Linked DNA regions of Homo sapiens: region 2 is linked to region 1. Evidence: read pairs that join two places in POLR2A ChIA-PET (ENCODE). Cell type or tissue: PC-3. All regions are shown on one strand. Links, peaks and the distances in the headings refer to the core of each region. The heading gives the core; the rest is flanking DNA.

Region 1 (11,176 bases), core at 2,835-7,834:
GGGACAACTGAGGTCTCTGAGTGTGGGGCTGGGTAGGCACAGCTCTCGATGCTACTGCACAGTCTAATCTGAGAGAATAGAAAAGGAGCACAAAGAAAGCTGACTGCTTCTTTTTCCTAGGCCCAGTTCTGTCTATTAGATTGAAAGGCCCCAGTTCTGTCTATTAGTTTGAAAAAACCCACTCCACTTCAAAGACAGAGGCTTCTATAACTTCCCAGCAAGCTAATGAACTTCAACAGGGGTCCAGGAATCCAAATAAAAGTTCATAATTCTCATGGTAATCCCAGAATGAATTCATCAATCATCAGTGGCCCCAGATCTACAGGCCAATCCCAGCCCATGTGGTCCCCTATAAATATCATTTTAAATTGGTTAAAATAAAAACAAAGCACTGAGGAAGCGATGATAAAATCAGTGCACCTAAAAGTAGCCGTTGGAATGATAAATGCCAAATTTCGGGAGAGTGATGTAAGCAATTATCTATAAAACTGCTTGTATTTCTTGAGTCATTTCATTTAAGGGAATTTACCCCAAATAACCCCAATGAAATCAAACTAATTTACAGAATATATTTGTAGCAGTACAATACCGTAAAATTTGGAAACAGGCTAATCAAATTATGGTCCATCAACAGGTTTCACTACTGTGCTTGTTCACCTAATAAACACTCCTAATGGCCAAGTACTGGGCTAGCCTGGTGAGGAAACAAAGCTAACCACGACCTACCTGCTCCCCAGGGGCTCCTGACCTAGTTGAGGGAGTTCAATTACCTGGGCTCCAATCCTGCTCCAGTGCTTTCTCACTGAATGGCCTGTGGAAAGTACCTACTCCTGAGCCTGAGTTGTCTCATATGCGAAATGGAAGTAATAACAGTAATCACTGTTAGGCAGGTTATGAGGACTAAACAAGATAATACTGGTTAAGCACTTAGAATAGTACCTGGTACTAAATTTTGTTAAAAGAAGTAATTGTATAAATGGCAAATTATAACACAATATGAAAAGTGCTATAATAGTATATGTAAGTATACAGTGAGGACATAAAGGGCTTCATTCTGTCTGGGAGGATGGTCTAGGAAGACCTCACACTGACCTGTTTGGTAAGAGTCCTTTGTAGAATGCATAAGATTTCTGCAGGTAGAAATGGTGAGGGAACAGAAAGAGTGAGAGAGAAAATTTCAAAATGTACTACCTAGGTTATGCATGTAATACTCCTTTCGGATTTTGCAAGATAAATATAAAACCCAAGTGGGGAAAAGGAGCTCAGCCCTCCTGATACCCAGGACCCTGCCATCCATCCTAACATAGTAATCCCCTAGTAACAGCTAACAGCATGCAGTGCATGCCCTAGCAGAACACCAGTTTACTCCTTTCCAGGCATACCATCTTCTATGGCATTTTGTAGGAACAGTCACCTTTCATCCTATTCCCGTGAAAAACTCTCCCTCCTTACACCCCATCAGTTCATGTCAACTTCCTCCAGCGTGTCCTACTGACATGGGCAGCAACATCCATACTGTCTTGTGGGTTTGTGGCTGTTTACTTGTGAGATACACTCTAGACAGGTGCCAAAGTTCTCAGGGTAGTGCTAACAAAAAGGAGATATATATAAATTTTGTTGTGTTAGTCATTAGAGCTGTTCAAAATATTCCATTTGCTCCCTCTGAAGACATAATAAAATCACACTTTTCCACTGCCCTTTGAAGTGAGGTACAGTTCTTTGGCCAATAAAATGTGAACAGTAGCCACATGTGTCACTTCCTGCGGGAAGTTTTTAGAGCCAATGCCCACTTACCATATTCCTTTTTCTGCTTCAGCAATTGTAGAAGCATCACATGAGGGGATCCTTCAGTGACCGGGATGCATGGACTCACTTTATGAAGCATGAGTGAAAAATGAGCTCTTACTACGTTACACCACTGAGATTTGGGGAATTGTTCATTAATGCGGCATAACCTGGCCAATACTGACTGAATAACTGTCTAAAAAAATGGAAATACATATATAAGTAACATCAGGGAAAGAAATCAAAACAGAAGACAGAATTTCCACAGCATATAAAAATGCCACTTCACATTAACAGAGGTAAAAGAATTTCAAGCTCTCCAAAGATTTTTTCTCCCTTATTCAACTCTCTGACTTCATAATAAAATAAACTTTCAGTTCCTTTGGCTAAGAGGTAGATGAAAGTAGAATTGAGCTCACTAGTGAACTAGCTACGCATATGAGGCAAAAGGACTGGGCTAAATATTCCCAGGATGCTGCTCCTACACTTACTCCTTTTTCCTCCAAACACTTGTTGAAAAAGTACAGGTTGCATTCCTCCCTTGAGCCAGCACACTGAGACAAAGGTGAATAGTAATTTTCCTAGGGAATTACAAATGCAAGTGGGAAGGGACCTTAAGAACATCCTAACCAAACCTTCATTTTATACATACTTTCAATAACCGCCCACATTCTCTAGCTGCTTACTAGTGCCGGGTGCTTTCCCTATAACGTGGCACAGCAGTCTCTACCTGGCTGCATCTTAGAATCATCTAGAGTGACTTAAGGCTCCACCCCAGACCAAGCAAATCAGAATCTCTTGGATGTGGCTTCTGGTAATATTTTAAATGTTTCCCCTTGTGACTCTAATGAGCAGCTGGGATCAACAGCCAACAGTAGAGGAGAATTTCTTAAGCTAGTGGTTCCTAAACTATAATGCACACTGGATCACCAGGGAGTTTCAAAAACCCTGATGCCTGGCCAGGCACAGTGGCTCATGCCTGTAATCCTAGTACTTCGGGAGGATCCCCTGAGGCCAGGAGTTTGAGACCAGCCTGGTCAATATAGTGAGACTCCATCTCTACAAAAAATAAAACAATTAGCCAGGTGTGGTGATGCATAGCTGTAGTTCCAGCTACTCTAGAGGCGGAGGCGGGAGGATCACTCGAGCCCAGGAGTTTGAGGCTGCAGTGAGCAATGACCACATTACCACACTACCAGCCTAGGTGACAGACCAAGACCTTGTCTAAAAAAAAAAAAAAAAATCAATGCCTGGCCCCACCCGAGACCTCCTGATGTAACTGGTCTGGGGTGAGATCTGGGCATCAGAACTTTTTAAAGCTGCCTAGGTAATTCCACTTTGCAGCAACATTTGGGAGCCATGGTGGTAAGCGGATTTAAGAGTCTGAGGTCTGGTCAGACAGACATGGGTGCAAATTCTCCCTACCATACTGTGTGATCTTGGGCATTGTTCCTTGCCCTCTCTGGAGTTGAGTTTTCTCATGTTGTCAAGTGGGAGAACGACAGCATCTTTCCAAGGTGGCTCTGAGGGACTAATGAGGCTGTGAGTGACTGCAGGACCTGTCACATGAGAACTGCTCAACAAGTGCAAGTTGCTGTTGTCTCACTGAATTCTTCCAGTCAACCTGCCAATCAAGGTGACTGCCCTACTTTTATAGCTACAGGAACTGAGGATCAGAAAGGTATTTGGCTGTCTCAAGATTACACAGTAATTACCAGCAAAGCAGGCTTTCACACCAATGCTATACTGACCAGGTACTTGCAAGCTGACCCCAAACCCACTGCAATAACCACCCCTCTGGGAAAGCAAATGGAGCCAGGCTGCACGTTGTTGAACTGGCCTCACTAAAGGACACGATGTAGGCTGTCATGGTGGACCTGGGCCCATCTCAGCTCACCAGCTTCTGCCCTAGAGCTTAATAGACTAAATTACGTCTTGAATTTCACCGACTTCATTTCATCTCTTTTCAAGGTTGCAAAATAGCCTCAAATGACCTATTTGACCAGAATCCTTTCCTCAGTGTATTCTAGAAAAGCAATAGCTACTGATGACTGTTTCTTTTATTAATGTGGTACCATTTCTAAAGGGATCATGGCCTGTTAAATCCTCACATAACTCATGACAGAAGGATGAACTCAGACACTACTGACACATTATTATATTTGCCAAATGGCTTATGGAGAAGACAGGGAATTTGCCTAAAGCACTTCTACACCCTGAAGTATATATAATACTTTGACCCAATGTGTGAAAAAAGTATACAACCACAGTACTAGATGGGGTACCCAGCACCCTTAGGACCACAGGTTTACTTTGTTTACTGAAAACGTGTGTTCATCACTAAGAAGATGCCATCAGTGCACCGCCCCAGGTACCCCCACCAAGGCCCCGCCCTGTGTGAGGGCTGAAATCTTGGGGAAAGGAAGACAAGTGTTCAGCTCATCTTCTCTCATCTCCATCATCCTCTTACTCCTATATCTGGACATACACAATTGACTTTTCCCTGCTATGTAAAGTGACACAACCATTTCCAGAAATTCCCTCATCCCCATTCAATTAGAATGAAACCCCTACGCTGCCCCTACATAGGAACTCCGGAACAGCCACAACCGTGCTAAGGCAAAATTTCCCCTGCAAAGACGAGGAGCTACAGGGTTGCAGGACTAACTGCCTGTGCTGGTAATTTTGATGCCCCCAAGAATGCAGAAGGGATTTCTGCATGTGAAAAGCCACCATCCTCTTGGCCATAGAAAGGACCTACCAGTCACTTCTTGCCTTGCTGGCTCCACCATGAACGTGAACAAGGCCACTTCTAGACCCTACTGGCTGCAAACACTCCAAATAACAAAGCAAAAGCATCATCCCCCTGAGAACACTGTGTCCCTAAAAGTCAAATCTAAATTGAACTGAATTATCAGAGCCATGACAGATCTTGTCTAATTTTACCCTGCCCCACTTAGGGGAGGAGCCAGAACCAAGCTGATGTTTTAAAAATGAAATTTGGGACACTGTACTCAAGGCACAAATGCCCCATAAAGCAGCCTCAAAACCGATAGTTTCAAGATTCAATCCAATGATTAACTTGCTGTCTGTGAGATCAGACAGGCAGCAAAGTGCATCCACGGCAGTCAAGGCAAAGGCTGCAGTTAACACCTAAGCACGACATTGGCGCCCGGGGGGCTGCAGGCGGGGCAGTGACGCGAGTGGCCCAGTGAGGTACAGGAGCCCGCCTTGTTGCCTAGCAATGCCGTGCAGACGTCACTCTTTGGAGCATCAGTAGCCACAACCGGTTAACACATTACTCTGGCATTTCAACAAAGCATAAAATGAGCTTTCAATCACTGCTCCAGGTGGCAGATAAAATGCAGCGGATGGGGCATGTGCGTCAGAGGCAAGAACCCCTACCTCTGCCTCTGCATTTAAGATGACAAGATATTCTTCCCCAGGGCGGAAGCGCACCTTGTGTGTGTCCGGCCAGGTGGTGCAGCCCAGCAGGCTGCTGTGCACTTGCCAGGGAAGGCTGGTTTCTGCTTCCAGCTTCCGCAGGCTAATGCCGCTCTGCCACGTGCAGTGAGAGGAAAGCTAAGGCAACTTACTGTCCTTGCTGGAACCACGAATTAACAAATTAGGGCTTAATGGGCACACTGGCTTGTAGGCCCCACGGAAACAGGAGAGGTCTCTTCCTTGTGACCTCACAGTGTTCTGCATAAGTTTAGGTGACCTTCAATAAATGCTTGTTGGATCCAATACCCTCATTTATGATTCTGGGGGGAGTAGGTGCATTAAAATTTAAGGAATATGTAAAAAAGGACACCCTGTCATTTGAGACATGGATGAACCCGGTGCATTATTTTAAGCGAAATGAGCCAAGCCCAGAAAGACAAATACTACGTGATCTCACTTATATGTGGAATCTAAAAAAATTGAACTCATAGAAACAGAGAATAGAGGTTACCAGGGCTGCGGGGGTGGGGGTGGGTTGAGGAGATGTTGATCAAAGTATAACATCAGGAGGAATTAGTCAGGAGGAATATGTTCAGGACATCTGCTATACAACATGGTGACTGTGGTTAAGAACAATGTACGGTATAATTGAAAACTGCTAGGAGAATTGATTTTAAATGTTCTCATCACACCAAAAAAGATAAGTACGTGAGGTAAATGATATGTTAATTAGCTTGATTTAGTCATTCCACAATATATACATATATCAAAATATCACGGCCGGACGCGGTGGCTCATGCCTGTAATCCTAGCACTTTGGGAGGCTGACACAGGCAGATCACTTGAGCTCAGGAGTTCAAAACCAACCTGGGCAACATGGTGAAACCCCATCTCTACAAAAAAAAGAAAAATACAGAAAATTAGCCAGGCACGGTGTTGTATACCTGTAGTCTCAGCTACTTGGGAGGCTGAGGTGGGAGGATCACTTGAGCCTGGGAGGCAGGGGTTGTAGTGAACGGAGATGGCACCACTGCACTCCAGCCTGGGTGGCAGAGCCAGACCCTGTTAAAAAAAAAAAAAAAAAAAAAAAACCCATCATGCTGTACAACATAAATATGTATAATTTTTACTTGTCAATTTAAAAATAAAAAATATAGGTTGGTCACAGTGGCTCATGCTTACAATCCCAGCACTTCAAGAGGCTGAGGTGGGAGAATTGCTTGAGCTCCAGTTGAAGACCAGCCTGGGCAACATAGCAAGAACCCATTTCTACAAAAAACATTTTAAAAATTAGCCAGGTGTGGTGTCATGTGCCTGTAGTCCCAGCTACTCAGGAGGCCGAGGCAGGAGGATTGCTTGAGCCAAGGAGTTTGAGGCTGCAGTGAGCTATGATCATGCCACTGCACTCCAGCCTGGGTGACAGAGAGACCCTGTCTCTAAAAAATAATTAAAGAAAGAAAGAAAAAGTAAAACATAAAAATAAAAAATTATAAAATGTAAAGAACATAGCCTAAGCCATATAACCTGAAAGACTCATTGCGTAGCATAAACACACGTGATAATAAGCACATTGTAATGCTAATAACTACAGTGCATATGCTAACTGATGGTTTCACAAAGTGCTGTTATACACATCATTCCCTGACTGTTCAGGACTTGGGGACCTGAATGAAGCACGTTTTCACACTCAGTCACTTTCTCAGCCCTGTCTACAACTCTCCCTTGCTTAGGTCTTCTCCTTGTCACTAAGGTGCTCACGAAGCTACTAACTGCTCTCCCTGGGAGGCTCTCAGAGGGCCCTGCTCCCCTCAGATTCCCCTTGAGGGGCTTCCAGAAGACATCAAAACAGGTCCTGAGCTATTCCAGACTCAAGGGAAAGGGGAGACAGGAAAAGGAGGTGTCAGAAACGTCACCTCTCTCCTCTACCTCCAGTAAACCGCCTCCACTTAGTCCCCAGAATTATTGGCTGGGCCAAATATGTCTAAGTCTTTTAATCAATAATAAACAAACATGATAACAATTACTTATTAAGCACTTGACCATGTGCCACGTATTATCTCATATAATACAACAATCCTAAGCATCTTTTTTCTCCCCCTAAGCGTCTTGTAGATGAGGAAATGGAGACTCAGAGAGGTGAGGTCACTTATAGGGAGTAAGAGTGGAACCAGCAATTCAGATCCTGGACCATCAGACCCAAAACCCATGCTTGTAGCCAAGCCAGCTCATGCTCCTTCTGCGTGACTCAGCCTCTCTGCCCTGATTCCATACAGAAATCTCCCAGCAGCACTTCTGAATATCTCCAGAAATGCATCATTACTACTATTGTTCCCTACCCATGCCCCACTTGGGGACCATCAGTGAAAGGTAGCAGAGAGGTTTCACATCCGTGTATTCATTCACTCAGCAAACATTTCAGGAGTACCCACCCTGACTGGCCACTCTTCTACACTCTGGGCACAAAGTCAAAGAAAACCTAGTTCCTGCACTCAAGAGAAGGAGACACATATCCAAGCAAATACATTCAGAAGAGCATGTTAGACAAGGCAGGGAGAGGCCCGAGAGGCTTGGGGAAAGGCGTAGCCACTCTACTGGTAGCTCAGCAATGACATCACAGAGTAGATGAGACATTCAAGTCCTGTCATCATCTTCAAGTAAGACTGATTAAGCCCCATGGGTGGTATGTCCAGGGTTCATACCCAGAGACCTTACAAACAGACAACTCCCTTAGTCCTGGAGAGACAAATCCTATCCCAGCCCCTGCACAGTGGCCCCTTGTCTGCAATCATTTGGCAGATATTTCAGCTCTACCTTGTGCTTGGTGCTCTGCAAGGGGCTGGACATACTGCAGGAACCAGAGGAGACCAGGTTCCCAGCTTCACGGAGCTAACGGCTTTGTCACCAGACCTGTCACACACCGAAAAACTGCCCAGGCATTTGTTAAAGCATTGACTCTTAACAGGAATTTTTTGTGGTGCAATTTGAAAAGCTGGCACATGCACTGTTGCAAACAAACTAGTTTAAGTCAGAGCTCTTGCACCAGATGCTGTGGGTGATGTGAGGACAGAGGCATGGCCAGTATCTGCAGCGGCCCAGGGCCAAGAGCCTTGACATGTTGATGTTTGCCAAGCAGTGTGCTTCTGTAAGGTGACATTTTGTTAAAAATAGGTGATCTGTGTGAATGAGCCCATTTCTCAAAGTCTTCCAGGAAATACGATATGTACATATTTCATTCCCATCCTCATCACTACCCTCCAATATCCATTCTTCTATTAATTGTGCAGGTAAGGCTATCATGAAGAGTTTACAATGAGTGGATAATAAATGAGCAGGGCTTGGAGTAGGATGTGCATAAAATCCCAACTGTATTTGAAACTACTGTTGGACTCTGATAACTCTAGCGCCTATCCTGCCAGCCAAGCAAGATGATAAACAGATGTTCAATGTCTCTGCCTCAATTCTCAGTTTCACTCTTATTATTACTATTTCTTCCCGTTTATTCAGTCATCTTTCTGTCCAGCCCCAACCTCGCATCCATCCATCCATCCATCCTCCATTCACATCATTCTCTCGTTCATTCCGGGGCACTGGTTATTAAGAGATCCCCAGTGCATCCTCCTGGCTCAGAATAAGAGATGATTCTGCAGAGAAAGAAAGAAGGCTATAGTGAGGAAGCTTGTATGAGTAATAAAATAACAGCAGCAAGGCTTGTGAGAAGATATTTTCTGGAAAGCTCTGTCTGATAATAGACTCATGGCTCCCACAGGGAAGAGCTACTTGGTAAGCCTCCAGCTGGGTGTTACAGTTATACCCACACAAGATGCCCCCCAGGAATCCTGCCACCCCTAAAGCCACACTTCCTTCCCAAGCAGACCAGCCCCAACTCTGAGGGAGTCACAGCTCTGGGCCAGGTGGCTACCCTCCATGAAGCAGGTAGGGGAAATCTTTCTCCTCCTCCTTCTAAGGCAGCTCCTGTTCATGGACTGTACACCAAGATCTCCTAGGGCAAGGAGTGATGCTATTTCATACCACTTGCTATTTCTTACCCGAATGAAGTGTAAGAGAGTGAGTTAAGAGTACAGCTCATGCAGGCCTTTTGTGCCAACCTATCAGTCATGATATGATTCTACATAGAACCCAAATCCAACAACAATACTACCTTCCTTCCAACTTCTGATCATACACTGCTGCTAAATTACCCCCAGGAAGCTTGCATCGCACCGTGCATCCACCTTGTGTGTGTGCAGTCTCCCAGTGTACTCTGTTATTATGTGACTATATGTCCAGTTTAAAGTCTGATTACAGATCCATACTGTAGTCAGGATTCTTTCACTCAGTTAATCAACAAAGATTAACTCTCCACCACATCTCTATCTCGGAGCCAGAGATACAGAAATGAGCATGTAGAGAAGTGGTTCAAGGGACTCCTCAGAGTCCAGTGGAGGAGAAAGGTGTAAATCCACTTTACTATAGCACAAGGTACTATGGTGATGGACAGGGTAGACCTAATTCTACCTTGGGGGTAGCAAACACAAACAAAAGGGAACTCCATGAATGTCACTTTCTGGAGATAACTATTTTCACCTACTTAGGGATGAGACTCTTGACTTAGATAGGGCTCACCTTTCTCATTCATGTTTCCTATATGAAAAATATCTAGCTAGACTCTTTAATTCAGAACTTTATGGGTGTGACAAATGATTGAAGAAGTATTACAATGTAGCATCCACATTAGAGTCAATGAGTGAATCATGAACTCTGATTGTGGCTTGCAGCCTTCTTGTCATTAAGGAGGCAGTGATGCCTGCTAACTAGTGTGGCCAGGGGAAGTATGGTATGTAGGCTCATCTCATGCTCTGCAGTGCCTTCCTGCCTGGGCTGCCAGGTCTGATTCATCCAAGGCTTCTGCTGACACAAGCGCTAAGAGAACCATCTTCATGCACTGGCCTCTCTGAATGGGCATGCATCCCTCCAGTGAGCTCTACGAGGTGCTGTCTCCAAAGTTGCAGCCTCATCTCTCAAAACTGAGTGCTCTGCTTGGTGTCACTGCTCCATCTGCAGAGTCAGAGGTCTTGGTAAAATTGTTGTCCTCCTGGGCTACAGCTGCTGTGATGAGAGAAACTGGGCTTCCCTTTGAAATATGATCTGCAAAAATATGATTACATAGACACAAAGACACAAACAATTTCTGTGTAGCCCATGGAATGACAGGTCACCATGTAACTCTGAATCACTTCATGATGTATATTGCATGGGCTATGGAGGGTGGAAAGAAGTATGGATAAAGAAGGAAATTATACCAAGATAGAATTTGGAAGAAGCAGGACTGAAGTCTCAAGGAGGTTGAAATAAACAAAATGGAGAAAAGACAGTTTAACAGGAGATTGTGGCTGTAGACATTAGGACTGAAAATGGCTAACAGGACAGAAAACTCAAAAGAAGAGTGCCTTAAACAAGACTGAGGCTTATTTCTTTCTCATAGAAACGTAGGCAACACAGGGCTGTTACAGAGTGCTATGATCATAAGGGAACCCAGGCTCCTTCTACCTTGTAGCTCCATCACCCTGAACGTCATAGCTTCCAACTCATGGTCCAAAATGGCTGCTCAAGACCCAGTCATCACATCCTTATTCCACCTCGCAAGAAGAAAGAAGAAGTAAAGAATAGATTGCCCCTTTTCTATGGAGACAGTTCTCAGAAGTTGCATACACCACTTCTGCTCGCATCCCATTGAGCTAGAATTTAGTCAGATCACCACACCCACCTAGTAGGGAGGCTGGAAAATATAGGCTTTATTCTGAACAACTTTGTGCCCTTCAGTGACAAATGAAGGCTTTATAGCAGTCTCTGCAAAAGTCCTGTGTAAACACTCAAGTTTAAGATCTCAGAGATGGAGCACTTCCAGGTAAAGACACAATGAAGAATATGACCCCAGGAATAGGTGGTT
Region 2 (11,176 bases), core at 2,802-7,801, 89 kb before region 1:
CTTGAGAACATTTTTCTAGGCATGGGAAAAGTTGTAACAAGATTATGAACATGCTTTTTGAATGCATTGCAGTTATAATCAGATTATGTGTCTGATTTAAGGGAGTCTTGGCTTATAAGAGTGCTTTATTTTCATTACAGGGAAATGACTTGCTGGTAAAACTGAATTTATTTCCGGGAGTCCCAAGCTGGTCCCCCTTTGGCATAGCTGGGAGTGAGGCCTGCAGTTGCCTTCTCTGGATGCGTTGATAAAGTTACTGGCAAGGCGGCCTGAGTGCTGGGTAGGGTGGACAGATGCAGTGTGCACCGTGGCCAGGCCCTCTCGTGCTCCAAGGAGGAGGAGGATGGGGTGGACAGTGCCCTGGGCAGCGGGCCCCCAGAAGGACCAGTGGGTGTGGGCATCTGACTGCATGTGTGCATGACTCATGCACACATCTTTTCCGCACATGGACTGTGTCTGGATTCTGTTGAGAACAAAATATTTATGCAAAAAAGGTCTGTAAGGCTCAGGCTGCTGATGACTTTGCACTTTCACTTGGATGTTTATGTAGAATTTTCGACATGTTTGGACATAGCTTGTGTGTGTTCTGTCAAAAGAAGGCTCCAGAAGGATATTTCACCAGGTCCTCAGTTGTCTGTTTTAAGTTTTGCATGCGTAGACATTAAACATGCCTCTTTTGGTGACCACCCAGGAGTGAAACGCGATGCTTGATCTGTGCTTCTGAGGATGTAAGTGATGTTGCCGCTACTGTTACTGCTCAAAAGTGGGCCACCTAAATCCTTCCAGAATAGAATGGTATTGTTTTGGGACAAGATAACTGACATTTTGTGCTATAGTTTCTCCCTGGACTGCAATTTTTGACACTCATGTCATCAACACTCTAAAAACAAACGCTTTTTGGTTTTGAGGGTTTTAGCTCCATTCCCTTCAATAGTCAAGGAAATCCGAGGTGAATTTTCTCATTGGTCTGAGTCACCTGGTCCAGTGCAGGACGGGGTAGGTGTGAGGCAGATGTGGGGGGTACAGTTGAAGTGAGGTTGGCTGCTGTTGCAGAAGAGGGGGACATCACAATACAAAAACAATCTTTTTTGCTGTTATGAAGACTAGACGAGGTTAGAAATGCTCTGAGTTGGGGCAGATGGAGCCGTGGGATTCGCTTGTGAAAGTTGTTTCATTGACCTGCACACGAGGTGTTGAAGACTTAGCTCAGGGCAGCGGTGACGCGGAAAAGAAACGTTTAAGGCCAAGCTGCTGCAGACTGCACTTTCACTTGAATGTTTGTTCAGAATTTTAGCATGTTTGGACATAGCTGGTGTGTGTTCTGTCAAAAGAAGGCCCCAGAGGGATATTTGAAAAGAGGTTGTTGATAAATCTATAAGGCTGAAAGGTAAAGAAGGAGCGGGATGGAAAGGACCCCAGAGCTTTGACTCTAGGACATCCCGATGACAGAGATAGAGATGGCTGATTTGGGGAGAAGAGGGCCAGGTCAGCATTGACTTGCTGAGTATGAGATAAAACTAAATATAATCCAGTGTTTTAAGTTAGAACATTAAAAAGTTTTATTTTGAGTAAGATGTGTAAATATTGTGACTTTATAAAAAGTCATCTGCCTATCCAAAGTACTGAGCAGTGGTTTTGAAAAATTTGTTAAAGTTTTCTCTTTTACTATTTAAACTTCCATGTACTAGTTGAATAGGAACTGATAGTTGTTAACATAACTTTTAAATCGAATTTTTTTTGTGTTATTGCTTTCTTTAGCAACTGTGCCTCTCTTTTTTATGTTTGATTTGAAGGAAAGTTTTAAGAAGGCCTGGCCTGGCACTTGTCCCAGAGGAATGCATGTGGCATAGCAAGTTAAAGAGTGCAAATGTCTGCTGTCTTAGAGGGCTGAGTTTGTATGCTACAGACCCACAGAGTATTTCCAAGGTTCTTGGGGGGTAACTATTTAAAAATCTTTCTTGTTACCATCCCAATTGTTAAACACAATAGAATGATATTGAAAAATATTGTCATAAAGACAGTCTAGAAATGATGAAGAATCAATTCAGCCACTTATCAGATGCTACCAGTTGCTCCTGGGGTTCAGGCACCCTATTGCTGGGTGCGTAGGCTATTTCTACAAACAACATATCCCCTGCCTCCAAGAGGAGTGACACAAGGTGGCTCTGGGCTTTGGACAGTGCACAGTGAGCCATAATGAGGCCTGAGTACAGTGCCACAAAGAGCTGGACATGAGCAACCTCAGAAAATACAGTGGGCAAACAGGCAAATGCGTGGAGACGTCGCCGTATCGAACATGGCCATCCTGACCTGCTCCTGTATAAAGAGGATGGTTTTTACTATAGACCCCTAAGGCTATAAGACCAGGTGGCCTCAAGCAGAGCCACAGCAGCCCACAGAAAGAGATGAGAGTAGAACAAATAATCCCGAACTTCTGGCACAGACAGAAGTCTTCATGCACATTCATACCTGGACCCAGGGAAGCCCAACATGGGTGAGAACGTTTTCATAAAATGCTAAAATCATTGTTTAAAATAGCCAGTGCTACATTCCACTGTTAGAGGCATGGCCTTCTAATCCAGTTGTTTACCTATGAATCAACTATGATGTCAATTTTTTAAAAAATGGGAGACACTTATTGTTTGAAATAAAGGTATTGACAGATCTGGGATTTGATTTTACTGTACTCACAAGCTAACAAGCTAGCCTCCTACCATTCCGTGGATGCTGGCAGAAGACATGAGACTCCTGGATCAGAGACAAAGGACTCATTACTCAGGGCACAGCAGGCAGCATCAGCACAGTCAGTTTTCCTTGTCCCCACATCCAGTAAGCATGACCCAATGGGCCCAGATGGATGCCTTTGAAAGACAGTCCAGCTCTGCCCTGACTCCCTGGTCCTTTTTACCTGGTGACATCAGAGAGCCCCTGATGTGAGCTGTGGTGTCACAGCTGGGGAACACTGAGCCTGGAGAACCCACCATGTTATAGCCATTTTATAGTAAGCAAGCCTGCTCTTTGTTGCAGAGGGAGACATCACCTCAGCCATCAAGGTTTCTCACTGCAAACACGGTCCTGAGAAATAGTCCAGGTAGTGTATGGTTCCAGCCTTGCATTCACGACACACCCAGCAAGCTGTGTAGGAGTGTAAGAGGCCCATGAAGACTGTCTCCTAGTGACATAAATATATAAAAATAATGATACTGTAGGTAAAAATCTGAGAGGACTGTTACAATTTGTGACTGTTAATATGGGACCATTTCATACCATTTGGTGATATACTTCAAATTTAAAATATGTATTAATTCTTATTTCAAACTGAAAATTTTATTGCTTTTCATACAGACTTACGTGACAAGCAACTGGTTGAAATTTTCCCCCTACTTCCTATTTATTTATTTATTTATTTTGAGACACGGTCTTGTTCTTTCGCCCAGGCTGGAGTGCAGTGGCACTGTCTTGCCTCACTGCAACCTTTACATCCTGAGTTCAAGCAATTCTGGTGTCTCAGCCTCCTGCATAGCTGGGATCACAGGTGTGCACCACCACGCCTGGCTAATTTTTGTAATTTTAATAGAGACGGGGTTTCACCGTGTTGCCCAGGCTGGTCTCGAACTCCTGGCCTCAAGCGATCTGCCCACCTTGGCTTCCCAAAGTGCTGGGATTACAGGCGTGAGCCACCGCGCCTGGCCTCTCCTTTATTTTTAAGCAAGCATCTATAAAATAACCCCATGTGTATAAGTGTATAATACTCTACCAGGAGCTTTTGGGAATATGGAAGAAGTAAAGGGTTCAGTTCTTGCCCTTGGCTTTATAACATGTTAGAATGATGAGACAGCATTACAGGAAACAAGCAAAGTAAATCCATCAAGTGCCTGGTAATGAGATACCAGTAATGTCAGAGAGAAAAGGGAACCAAGTCGTTTTGTAAGATTTTGATGGAATCTTATGATAGATGCAGAGTTTTAAATTTGTATTTTTGCAGCCATAGCCACCCAGGTTCCTAGTAGCTTTAGTATAGATGCGTGCAGTTCTGCAAAATGCCTGCTATCTAATGTTGCCTTTTTCTTCCCAATTCTGTTTTATATTCTCTCTTGTTCTCCATTTCTTGGTCCCTGTCTCTCTGATGTATGAAGTAAGTATTAGTGGAAAGAGGGCTTAGCTCTTCAATCTTTTTGATGGGAAGAACATAGCTTGCAGGTGGAGTACACCTGAGAGTCTCCAGCTCTGCCCTGACTCCCTGGTCCTTTTTACCTGGTGGCATCAGAGAGCCCCTGATGTGAGCAGCCTGGTGCGTTTGGTCCTGCAGGGGTTATCTTGAATCACTGATAATATCTGGGAGTGCTTCGGTCACTTTTTTGTGAAAGTGGCTATGTTAGCGACACAGCACATTTGAGTAACACCGCCTGTTGCACCAAATGCCCCCGTGCCACGGCTGCTCTTGCTGCCACTCTGAGTTAAATGGTAACTTCTTAATGCATAGGACGACTGTGGCTCAGCGCCACCAAAGGACTTGCCCAAGGTCACACGCGTGACAGGACGAGGGGCAGGACCTAGGCCTTCTCCTGCCAAGGTCGCAGGTGCTATTTGGGATGTCGTTTGTTGCTTTTGTTGTTTTAACCGGGATTGGTTTGAAATGAAAATGACCACATCAGCACAAAGCACCGTGTTTAGTCCTTGATTTTCTCCTCAACAGGTTGGAGTTTAACAAGGGATTGGGTGGTGGCGAGGTCGTTCTTTGGCCCCAGTCTTGCAGCGTGTGTGAGTGTTACTCTTTATGAAATGCTGATGAACCAAGCCAGCTGTCATTTCTCCCAGGAGCACTTCAGGGACATCTCACACGCTTCTCCTCACTCTCCCTGGGACCAGGTCTGTCCCAGAAAACCTTCCTGAGGCCATGCAGCTTCTGAGTTCCAGGACATCTCTCGGGTGGCCCCAGGAGAACCTGACCTATTTTGTGGCAGATCATGACTATTTTTAGAGTCTAAACCACCTTTAAAAGACAGACTATCATCCTCTTTCAGAGAATATAGTCCAATCAAGTCAACAGAATGTTCACAGGGAGTGGGGCACGGAGGAGGATGTGGTTTTGGAGGTTATACAGTAAGTTATGAAGCATGACACAGATGTGATTCTTTTCATCTATTTTGTTAGGTCTGTATTCAGAGTAAGAATTATTAGCCAGGCATGGTGGCTCATGCCTGTAATCCCTGCACTTTGGGAGGCCAAGGCAGGAAGATCACTGGAGCCCAGGAGTTCAAAACCAGCCTGGTCACCATAGCAAAACCTTGTCTCTATAAACAAAAACATTACTTAGGTGTGGTGGTGCACACCTGTAATCCCAGCTACTCAGGAGGCTGAGGTGGGAGGATTTCTTGAGTGCAGGAATTTGAGGCTACAGTGGGCCAAGATCGCACCACTGCACTCCAGCCTGGGAGACAGAGCAAGACCCTCTCTAAAAAAATAAAGAATAACCATGCACAAGATTTAACACGTTCATACTGGGGTCTCTCTTGTAGGTCAGGGCCTTTCTGGAGGTCGTCAGACCATGCGGTGACTTCTAACCCATGTCACATTTCCACTACAGAACAGTGTGAGATTTCAGCCTTAGCCATGAAAAAGAAGTGTGTGTGTGTATGTATGTGTGTATATATATGTGTGTGTATATATATGTGTATATATGTATATATGTGTATATATGTATATATGTGTATATATGTATATATGTGTGTATATGTGTATATATGTGTATATATGTATATATGTGTATATATGTGTATATATGTGTATATGTGTGTATATGTGTGTATATATGTATATATGTGTGTATATATATGTGTGTATATATGTGTGTGTATATATGTGTATATATATGTATATATATCTCAAAGGCAAGAGATCCAAATTCTCACTTAGGTGGAGTTTCAGGAATGTTGAAGGAGAGAGGCAAACTTGTTGGAGAAAAGAAAAATTTAGAGCCTTTAAAGGTGAGGAAGAAAGGAAAAATAGGAGTGTTTTTATCTCTTTATGCAGTGAGGTCCAGAATCCAGCCATTGTCAGTTCTGAGCATCTGGGATGTGGCCAAACCGCAGGGTGCTTCAAAAAGCCTCTGAATTCCCAAAGAAGTTGCAGTGAATCCCAAGGAATATATTTAGTGGGCAAGGTCTCCTCTTAGAGCCCTTCCCTGTGAAGTTAGCTGGATTTCTATCTCCTAGTGGCTGTCGTTGTCTAAGGCCCCAGTCCCTGGTGGATGTGACACTTGCAAAGCAAAGGGCACTGCAGACACCCTAGTGATGAGTGAGGGGAGCAGCATTAGCACCGTGGAACTGTCAGCCAGAGAGCTACAAGGTAGGGTCCCCAAAGACTGGTAAGAGGACCCCAGACACAAGGAAGATGTTGACCTGCATTCTGTCATTTTCATATAAGAAGGCAGGAGACTGCCTGTGCCTCTTTGGAAAGAGTACCTGAGAATGAGAAATTCTGGCTCTCCCACTGCTGAATGCCATGGGCAGCTGTGGTGTTTTCATCCCAGGTTCAGAATTTCCAGGAGTCTAGAACTTCACAGCCATCTATAATGCTTGACTCTGTGTATTTAATTCTTGCTTTAAGTTTTAGCTTCTACAGGAGAAAGCTTCAGTTCCCTGGAAACATAGGAAACCTCTTTTCCTGAGGTTGCCAGATCAGGAGTAGCCGCTGTAGGATAAAAGATGTGTGTCCCGGCAACCAAGGAGACCCCCCAGACTTTGTAACAGGTGATTCACCTCCAAAAAGGTTCTTCCTTTAAGAAAGTTTCCATAAAGTTTTTATAGAAAATACAGGTTAAAAACAAAAATAGAAGAGGCTGGGGAGCCGGGAGACCTGTCATCGTGTGAGCATCTGCTGTCACTGACAATCAGTCAGCAGTGAGGAGACCCCGGCAGGGATCTAGAACAGGAAGGGGCGTGTGTGCAAGGGCCGTGTCCCCTTGCAGAAGCACGTCTATGGCAAATGCCAGGGCATGTTTGGAGACACATTTGCATTTTTGAGATTTTTTTTTCAGGAGTATTGTCATCTAATAAAGGTGATCTGATAAAAGTTTCACAGTTTTTGAAAGCAATAGGTTTTTACTATGGGTGTTAAATGCTATCATTGTCTTTTATTGTTATTGCTGTCAATAAAATGTATGGTTCTTTTGACATAATTTTTCTTCCTTTGGTTTTAGAACCTTGGATTTGGCTGGAAAAGGTTTTAAAGACTGACTTGTCAGCTTTTTTATCCAAGAAAGATAAAAGGAAATATCACAAGCTGCTCCTTTGTGAAGTGTTTTCAATAATGACTCAAAGTTGATGAGTAGCACCCAGTCTTTTTTTTTTTTTTTTTTTGAGACAGAGTTTCACTCTTGTTGCCCGGGCTGGAGAGTGCAATGGCGCGATCTCGGCTCACAGCAACCTCCACCTCCCGGGTTCAAGCGATTCTCTTGTCTCAGCCTCCGAGTAGCTGGGATTACAGGCATGCACCACCATGCCTGGCTAATTTTGTATTTTTAGTAGAGACGGGGTTTCTCCATGTTGGTCAGGCTGGTCTCAAACTCCTGACCTTAGGTGATCCGCCTGCCTCGGCCTCCCAAAATACTGGGATTACAGGCGTAAGCCACCACGCCTGGCCACACCCACTCTTCTAATCCCTCAGGAGTTATGCCAGATCTACCACCAGGAGATCTTTCCACTCATCTAGTCATGGCTCACTCCTTGTTTCCTAGGTGGAAATAATTTCACACATTTTCTTCTTCTATGGATTTCAACAGTGTCCTTCACCTGGGGTTTCCTTCATTCATAGGATTTGGGGTAATTAAAGGCAAAGGATACAGTCTTTCAGGTTGATTAATCTCACCTGTGATAAGCATAGTGCTTCTGCTTTAGGATTCTAGGTAGGCTCCAGAACTTGATAAATCTAACATAGCCTGGTCTTGCATAAGTTGTGTGACTGCGTTCCTTTGTGCTGAAGTTTTCCTGAGAAAGGTTTGTACTTATCCCATATTTGGGCGCTTTCTCATCTCCCAAGGGCCCCGGGGACTTCAGTAATTGTAAATTCTTGGTTATCAGGAGTTTGCGATCAGACAATAATGGGTGGCACAAGGAAACAAAACTATTGTTGCAAATTCTGCTGATACCCAGGGAAACCAGATGACAAGATTCAAAACAGAGATGAGAGGACCAAATATACCTATCTTGCAGATTTCTCTAAAAAATTCCTCCCTTTCCCCCTCCACTTACTGGAGTTAGTGAAATCCAGTTGAAACACCTCCTCCGAAGTTTCAGTCCAAGGTAGTGACAGTAGAGGGGCAGAAGGACAAGAGGACAGCAGGGGGTGTGGAGAGCATCCTGGAGGAAAACGGGGATGTTGTTACTGTTTGCAATTCTGCATTTGCGATCACACTTTGAAGAAAATTGCCTGTGAGCAAAGTCTTCGTGTGGAAAGACTTAAGTAGCAGATCACATGCACGATGACGCTGAATGCTTCTAAACTTATTGATGTCTTAACAGGCCACCAAGCATGCCCTCTGCAGAGATCATCTGTATGACTTAGGTCTGAAAGTAAATGCTTGTTCTTCTCAAAGCAGAAAAACATTGTGAAGTATTTTCAGCATCTTTGCTGGGGCTCAATACTTTATTCATTCTTGGTCACTAGCTGGTATCTGAGCTGAGTTCAGGAGGAATTTGGAAAGAATCCTGTTGATTTCAAAGACTGCTGGAACATTGACTCTTTGAGGGTGAAGGGTTGACTATGATTTCTTCTGTACAGCTAGGAATATACAACCTTAATCCTTTCCCGCTGTGCTTAGATCATTTTGAGACTGCTTTTTCCCAAGGGCACTCTGAGACCCTTCTAGCAGGAGAGTTGGAGAGGTTCTCACTTGTCACAACCCAAAAACAATCTTATGGGAAGAAAACTTTTCAAAGAGCCAAAGGCCATAATGAGGCTATTACAAGGGAGTTGCCCTTCCAAGCCCAGGATTTTTAAAGAAGCATGTAATTGGCATAAATTTCCAGAAAAAAGTGTGATGGCCACAAATGTCAACGTGTTATTATAATAGATTTCCTGTTTCTACCAGTAATCTAGAAAATGCCAGATCTGGGTCTGCGGGGGGTCCCAGAGCTTGAAGCGGGATAGAGGTGGCACCCATCAGTGAGAGGTGCACGTCCTGGCAGAGGGAGGGTGGCGTGGTTTGCGATTCCCGGTTTCTCCAGGGGGCCCCAGGGGCTCATGCTCATGGGGCCTTGGTGTCCTGAGGGTGGGTCTGCTCCACCACAGCACATCGGGGCTATGCTGTAAAGTAGGTCAGAAGCGACTCCAGCTGTATGAGAAGCGCTTAGACCCCTATTTGCCCCCTTTGGGAGTCACCAAAATCCCAAAGCCACAGCACATTCCTTGTCATACCTTCTTCTGGAACATGGGCTCACCTCATGTCCATCTGGAACGCGAGAGCGGTCAGCAGGAGGTGGACAGTCCCTCAGTGAGTCCAACCTGCCTCCTTGTAAGTCCCTTCTCCGAGATGCAGTGCCGGGCTATGGAGGGTCTCAGGCTGTGAGGAAGGAGAACGGGTTCAAATCCTGGCCGTGTGGTGGGCAAGTTACTTCTTCTGAGCCTGTTCCCTCACACAGGAAATGAGAACAAGAGTCCCCACCTCATATTGGTGGTATTAGGATTCGGGATCTCAAATATAAAATGTTGGCTGTCTAAACTTGTTAGACGCAGATGCAAGTGCCATGTTTGCTAACGCCCCTGACATTCTCTAGGGCAGTGCCTTGAGGGGTGTGTTGTCATCTCAGCGGGGTGGCCCCACTCACCTGCTAGGAAGCAAATGTTAGGATTTTGACTTCTCAGTCAATACAGAGGGTCAGCTAGAGCTATATCAGGAATAGAAAGTAATGCTTGCAGTGTTTTCCTTTTCTTCATTCCTTTTTTCTTTACCTCCATTATTTCCAACTTTCTTTACTCCTTTCTTTCTTTTTTCTTCCCATATTTCCGTAAGAAACCGTGTGTGTGTGTCTGCATGTGTGTATGTGTGCATTTACATAAAGCAAAGATAAGCTGTTGTAGAAGGCACTCCTCCATTATTTCCAACAAATTTTAAGATTTTACAACTCTGTTAGAAAATCAAAATTTCTCCCTCTAGTATTTTCTGGTACATTTTAGAAATATTTTTCCACAAATAAATTAAGGATTGAGAAATGATGACTTCTTATGAAGAAACCATGCATGTTGATTAAAATATGCTGCTTTGAAATGTCCAGAGAGAAGAAACTGCCTTTAGATATGTAATAATATAAAAATTTTAAATGTGTGTCACCATTTTTTTAAAAAGTAAGGTCTTTGGAGAAAAAACTTGCTAAAGCTTTGGTCACTGTTTAAAGGCTGCCCTCACAAAATTTATAAACAGTCTGGGTCCATCTAGATGTGTATTTTACAGATTAAAGGCAGTACTCGCCTGTCTTTGCTTCTTGGCCATAAAAGGAGAGGAAAGAGAATATATAGGGCTGTTCACATGGAAGGTGCAATAAATCATAGATTGCACAGTGATGCCCAAAATGTAAGCCAGGTTGAGTCACATGTAGATCTTTGTTTGGGGTGCTTATGACTGAAAATTTTTGATGTAAATTAGTATTTTTATTGTGATAAATACACATAACGTAAAAGTTACCATTTTAACCTTTTTAAAGCACCAATTTGGTGGCATTAAGTACATCACAGTGTTGGGCAACCATCACCATTATCTATTTCAAGAACTTCATCATCATCTCAGACAGAAGCTCATACCTATTAAACAATAATCCCTCACTCCCCTCCTGCCCTTCACCCTGGTGACCTCTGTTCTTTCTATCTCTATGAATTTGTCTATTCTGGGTATCTCATATGTATTAGTCCATTTTTGTGCTGCTGATAAAGACATACACAAGACTGGACAATTTACAAAAGAAACAGCTTTAATGGACCTACAGTTCCACATGGCTGGGGAGACCTTACAATCATGGTGGAAGGTGAAAGGCACATCTTACATGGCGGCAGACAAGAGAAGAGAGCTTGTGCAGGGAAACTCCCCTTTATAAAACCATCACATTTCGTGAGACTTATTCATTATCACGAGAACAGCACAGGAAAGACCTGCCCCCATGATTCAATTACCTCCCTCTGGGTC

Evidence for each region. ChIA-PET counts read pairs that join two places held together with the same protein. Peaks named below come from ENCODE experiments on the same cell type or tissue, not always from the same donor. Only the 100,000 strongest peaks of a DNase experiment are listed, where the experiment ranks them.
Region 2: POLR2A ChIA-PET joins it to region 1 with 12 read pairs; 1 of 35 experiments calls an interaction of 5 or more read pairs at or near these places.

Annotation. Positions count from the first base shown.
Region 1 is chr18:8,839,812-8,850,987 of GRCh38, forward strand. No RefSeq gene overlaps it. Among named protein-coding and RNA genes, the nearest start is that of GACAT2, 140 kb to the left of the region's middle. RefSeq lists an enhancer at 5,128-5,628. In PC-3, for the core only: no CTCF peak of the experiment used is centred there; DNase peaks (open chromatin) are centred at 5,120 and 7,560; H3K27ac peaks cover 3,227 bases.
Region 2 is chr18:8,750,679-8,761,854 of GRCh38, forward strand. The region is part of intron 3 of MTCL1 (microtubule crosslinking factor 1); the gene reads left to right. Among named protein-coding and RNA genes, the nearest start is that of GACAT2, 49 kb to the left of the region's middle. In PC-3, for the core only: no CTCF peak of the experiment used is centred there; a DNase peak (open chromatin) is centred at 5,083; H3K27ac peaks cover 600 bases.